2 separate regions of the Homo sapiens genome follow, and region 1 is linked to region 2. Evidence: read pairs that join two places in POLR2A ChIA-PET (ENCODE). Cell type or tissue: IMR-90. All regions are shown on one strand. Each heading gives the region's core, and the rest is flanking DNA. Links, peaks and the distances in the headings are about the cores only. Region 1 overlaps KIF14 (kinesin family member 14). Region 2 overlaps CSRP1 (cysteine and glycine rich protein 1).

Region 1 (2,916 bases), core at 94-2,593, 950 kb after region 2:
CAAAACCAAACAACCAAAAAACTTTTAAATATATTGGATTATTTTGCAAACCTTATTTTACCTTTCAGATCCTTAATTTGATGCTAGTCATCCACCGTGGAGGGTTTTCTCAGCCAATCAACACATGAAAAAACGTTGTAATACCAGATAATTTGTATCTGCTTGCTTTCACTAGTTATGCTATTGAAAACATTGTATTATATTAGAATGTTGCTGTGTTCTGGCTGGGGGCGGTGGCTCACACCTGTAATCCCAACACTTTGGGAGGCCAAGGCTGGTGGATCACCTGAGGTCAGCAGTTCAAGACCAGCTTGGCCAACATGGCGAAACCCCGTCTCTACTAAAGATATAAAAATTAGCTGAGTGTGGTGGCAGGTGCCTGTAATCCCAGCTACTCAGGAGGCTGAGATAGGAGAATAACTTGAACCAGGAAGGTGGAGGTTGCAGTGAGCCAAGATCGTGCTATTTCACTCCAGCCTGGGCAACATGAGCGAAACTCCATTTCAAAAAAAAAAAAAAGAATGTTACTGTGTTCTAGCAATATAGAGCCCTGCTTAAAAGATGATAAACATTCTTTGCAATATGTTATATATGGGATACTAAATTACAGATTTGCTAATTTTATTTCTTTACAGACCACAGACTGTTAGTTCTTATTCTAGCTTTAGTTGAACTTAATAAACTTGGGATGTATTATAGTCCTAAAGTAAGCAGAAAATATAACTTAATTACTTGATAATTTAAAATATATAAAACCTAAATTTAAATAAATTAAAATACATAAAACCTAAATTTTCTAGTTAATGCTTAAATTCTTTTTCTAGGAGGAATTCATGGATGCTGTTTGTGATGGTGTAGGCTTAGGAATGAAGATTTTATTAGATTCTGGACTGGAAAAAGCAAAAGAACTTCAGCATGAACTCTTTAGGCAGTGTACAAAAAATGAGGTAAGATGAATAAAAGAATATTCTGTACAGTACTAAATAATATATAAAGTTGATTTTTTCAGTCAACAAATTAGATTTCTATAAATTCATATGTTTTAATTTGTTTCGAGTTATTTTTCACTGAAGAGGCTGACATCATGATCTTATGGTGATATTTTCCCAAGTTATTCTTGAGTCACTGCAGCCTCTATTGTTAATATTTTGCTTGGTCCTGTTGCAGCTATTTTCAAGAATTCAGTCTGTAAACTCCTAAGCAGAGAGTGGAGTGTGGTAGTGACACCTAGTGTTCGCTTTCTGGTTGTCATTTTCTTCCTTAGCTTTGTTTAGTCTTCTCCTCTTCTAAGAATGGAAACTATTAGTAACATTTATTGATTCAGTATCTTGAACTAAATATTTTTCTGGGGCATTCACATAAGATATTTCATATCAAGATACAGAACCAATAAGCATTTCAGTGATTTCCTAAAATATGTGTCCTCCCATCCTCCAGCTAACATTACTTAGTACCTTAGGAAAGATCTGGGTTTTAATATTAGAAGACATGTATTTGAAACCTGGTTCTATCACTTTCCACTTATCATTTAGCAAGTCACTTAATGCTCTGACCCTGTCATGTAAGCATACCTACATCACAGGCTGTAAACTATTTACTGATTAATTTCCTCTGACAGTTACTGGACTAGGTGCTTTACATGTAACAGTGGTAAATCTTAGCCATTTCTATAATGGGTTTGTACTTTGTCAGTAAGAAAAAGCCCTATGAATATCATATTTCATATTCATATCATTTTTCAAGGTAGGAATTTATATTCTTCATTTCATTGAATTAGAGTATTTTGCCTAATTACCCAACTATTAAGCCCTGAGCCAGGATTTTATATTCTGCCTGACTCCAAAACTCAACATGCTACATAAATAAGTTTTTAAAACTATTGTTCATGCATTAATTTTCTTTATTGACAATTACTGTTAGTGAAGTGGGGATTAGGAAGATACAAATTCAAATTCTTATGAGACTGAATTTCAGAGACTTGTCTGTTTTAGAGTCTTGTAACAACATATTAAAACCATCCTTGGCCAGGGATGGTAGCTCATGCCTGTAATCCCAGCACTTTGGAAGGCCAAGGCAGGAAGACAGCTTGAGCCCAGAATATGAAACCAGCCTGGGAATCATAGTGAGACCTTGTCTCTACAAAAAATACAGAAATTAGCCAGACATGGTGGCATGCATCTGTAGTACCAGCTACTCCGGAGGCTGAGGCAGGAGTATCACTTGAGCCCAGGAGTTTGAGTCTGCAGTGAGCTGTGATTGCACCACTGCATATCAGCCTGGGCGACAGAGCAAGACCTTGTCTCAAACAAACAAACAAAAACCACCCCTGTCCATTCCATTGCTCTTGTTGGAGTCAGGTGGCTGGGGCAGTGCTACCTGGGGACATTTAGGTTCCTGAGATCTTAGCTACTAGGATGTCTCCTCATTTATGTATATACTGATTGATCTAGAAAAGTAGATCATGTGGAGGACTATTGGCTTCTGTCCCTCTGGGTGGTTGTTTCTGGGAAGGCATGGAATAAGTTAGTTTTTTTGTTGTTGTTGTTTAGAAAAACTTTGGTATTAATGTACTTCTAGCTCATCTTAGAATCTGAGGTGAAACTGTGTAAGCCACAGAGATTCTCCATCCCTTTGCTCATACTACAGGGTTATACAGATTTCTCTCTGCCCAGAAAAACTCCATCTCAGAACAGGGGAAAGACATGGAACATTAAGCTGCTCTCCTACTTCCTATGTAGCCTTGAACAACTTACCTGAGCCTCAGTCGTTCCATTTTTAAATGAGGATGATCATACTTATTTCATAAAATTGTTCTGAGGATCATATGAGATGAAGAAACAACGTATACGAAAATGCTAAAAATATAGTGCCTGGCAAATCTTAAGTCATTCATCTTACTTGCACGTGTTCTCTTTT
Region 2 (2,916 bases), core at 297-2,796:
GAAGCAGGAGAGAAACTAAAGAGAAGGCCCATCAACTCTGCAATTGGCCTGCTAATAAAATGGGAAAAACAGGGGTGCTGTGGCCTATTTGCCTGTGGTCTGTCTTAGCACCTGCCTTCCTGGCCCAGGTGTTTGCTCTTTTAATTGCACACATGTGCATCTGCCTCTGGAGCTAGTGAGTCCTGACTGGGCCAGAGTTGCAGCCTGGGAGTGTAGTGACACTTGACTGAGTGATCAGCAAACATTTGATGAATGAGTGGGGTAGCAATGGTCTTTCAGCTGAGTTGGCCTACGGGATACTCATAAACCTTGCAAATAGTTACTAGCCAGTTTTTCCACTTGGGTAGATTGACAAGCAGGTGAGAGAAAAAAGGCGTAGGTTTTTTTTGGGCTTTTTTGTGTGTTTTTGTTTTGAGGCAGTCTTGCTCTGTCACCCAGGCTGGAGTGCAATGGCGTGACATTGGCTCACTGCAACCTCTGCCTCCTGGGTTCAAGCGATTCTCCTGCCTCAGCCTTCCAAGTAGCTGGGATTACAGGTGTCTGCCAATATGCCCAGCTAATTGTTTGTATTTTTAGTAGAGACGGCATTTCGCCATGTTGGCCAGGCTGTTTTTGAACTCCTGACCTCAGGTGATCCACCTGCCTCGGCCTCCCAAAGTGTTGGGATTACAGGCATGAGCCACTGCGCCCGGCCTGGTGTTTTTTTTTTTTTTGGAGACAGCGTCTCACTATATTGGCCAGTCTGGTCTCGAACTCCTGGCCTCAAGTGATCCCCTCCCTGTCCCCACCACCATCTCAGCCTCCCAAAGTGCTGGGATTACAGGCATGACCCACTGCGCCTAGCAACATAGTTTTTAATTCACTGTCCATCCCTGGTGTGGGAAGCAAATTGGGAAGGCTTTTCTGGCAGGTTGTTAAAGTTTTAAATATGTATGTAAGCCTAGCTTATTGTGAAACGTTGGCTTGCTAGATGAAGACACATGCGTTAAATATTTTGGGATCCAAAGAGGTGCTAGTGAGAATAAGACTTTTTCCTCCAAGTCAGCCATTTGGCATTACTCAGGGCATATTGTCAAATATCAAAAGAGATACAAACCTGAACGATAAGTGTTAGAGTTGGCCTCTCCTTAAGATAAGGATAACCAGATATCTGCACTTGCAGTGTACCAGACAGTGTGAGAAATACTTCACATGTGTTATCTTGGACAATTTATGAGGTAGCTACTGATGCTCTCCATTTTACAAATGGAGAAACTGAGGCTCAGAGGTAGTAAGAAACTTGCTCAGGATCACAGCTGATCAGTTGTGGAGCTGCCATTCAAACATAAGCTGACTGTTTCCAAAACGTATGCTCAGTCACTACCTTATTATTTTTCTTTGCTCCTCTACATTTCCTTTTTCCAGATCAACTCACTAAGGAAATATCTGCCATTTGTGAAACACATCAGCTTTACAAGGTGCTTTACAGTGGCTTATAAACTATTTAAGGAAGATATCTTTCACTTGGATGGATCAGGGTTAGAACTCCTGACCTCCGGGTTTTCAGTCTGTTGCATGGCCAGGTAGGAGCAGAGGGGACCCCTGAGAGTTAGTTCCCAGCCACTAATGGATATGCTTTCACCAGCTCTGCATGTTTGAGTTTCAGAGCCAGGTTTGCAGAAAGAAAACAAGCCTGGAAAAGAGCGTGCTTGAGAAAGAGAGAGCTAGCAAAACTTGAGGGGAGGGCAGAGAAGGTGAGGTGGAGGGGTCCTGGGTTCCGACTGCTGTTTCTAGTTGTCAAGAATTTATATGGTAATGACGTGCCTGTACTACGCAGCTACCCAGGAATGTGTCTGACGCCAGCACTGAGTAATTCCCATGTATGGTAAAGTGTGTAAATACGGGGGCAGCTAGCATTTCCAGACTCTGGTATTTCCAGTGCTTCCCCAGGGCCAGAAGGCAGCGTCTGAGTCTTCAGCGGTGACAACAGGGGAAGAAATGGAAGGTTAGCAGCTGGAGCTCAGCCCCAGCTAGGCAGCCAGCACCCCCTACCCCCGACTGTGTGCCTGGCTTTCTTTATGCAGGGGTGGCGTGTGTTGGTGCTTCCTGGGATGTCAGCTGCAAACGACCTGTGTTTTTAAGGCCTAAGTGCTAATGTGTTTTAACTTGTAAAAAATTAATCAAAGAAAAATCATTCAGACCATTTTGTTCAGCATGGAATAACCAACATCATTACAGATCTGGATAAAAGCAAGGAAACCCCATCTGTTAATTTGTCTATGAGGCTTTATTATAATACAGGATTTCCTGTAGAAGTTTTGAAATACTACAAAGAAGTCATCGACCTCCATTTCTACCTGTGTTGACCTTCAGACTTCTTTTTTTTGAGACAGAGTTTCGCTTTTGTCCCCCAGGCTGGAGTGCAGTGGCACGATCTTGGCTCACTGCAACCTCTGCCTCCGGGTTCAAGCAATTCTCCTGCCTCAGCCTCCCAAGTAGCTGGGATTACAGGTGTGCACCATCACACTCAGCTAATTTTTTTTTTTTTTTTGTATATTTAGTAGAGATGGGGTTTCACGCTGTTGGCCAGGCTGGTCTCAAACTCCTGACCTTAAATGATCCACCCACCTCAGCCTCCCCAAGTGCTAGGATTATAGGAATGAGCCACTGCGCCCTGCAAACTTCTGAACTCCAAGAGTAGGGAGCTCTGCTCTAGAAGGCACTGGGGGCAAGTGGGGAAAGGGAGAGACATATACCGCCCTTGTCAGCTCACAGTCTCACAAGGGCCACTGGACATGGATTTGAAAAGAGAAAGCTCATTCAATAGAGAGAAGGATTCCTGACCTAGAATGACAGTCAAGTTCTGGAGGCCCATGGGGCCTGGATTGATGGTAGCTCAGTGATGCTGGTTACCTTTTCAGAGAGGCGGGTCATGTG

The links. ChIA-PET counts read pairs that join two places held together with the same protein. Peaks named below come from ENCODE experiments on the same cell type or tissue, not always from the same donor. Only the 100,000 strongest peaks of a DNase experiment are listed, where the experiment ranks them.
Region 1: POLR2A ChIA-PET joins it to region 2 with 10 read pairs; 2 of 35 experiments call an interaction of 5 or more read pairs at or near these places.

What each region holds. Positions count from the first base shown.
Region 1 is chr1:200,557,361-200,560,276 of GRCh38, reverse strand. KIF14 (kinesin family member 14) reads left to right here. Exons shown (of 30, transcript NM_014875.3): 27 at 825-947. Among named protein-coding and RNA genes, the nearest start is that of KIF14, 62 kb to the left of the region's middle. RefSeq lists a silencer at 1,253-1,302. In IMR-90, for the core only: a CTCF peak has its summit at 1,225 (motif pointing left); a DNase peak (open chromatin) is centred at 1,186.
Region 2 is chr1:201,502,595-201,505,510 of GRCh38, reverse strand. All of the region lies in intron 1 of CSRP1 (cysteine and glycine rich protein 1), which reads left to right. Among named protein-coding and RNA genes, the nearest start is that of CSRP1, 3.1 kb to the left of the region's middle. In IMR-90, for the core only: no CTCF peak of the experiment used is centred there; DNase peaks (open chromatin) are centred at 1,113 and 1,840; H3K4me3 peaks cover 1,583 bases; H3K27ac peaks cover 2,419 bases.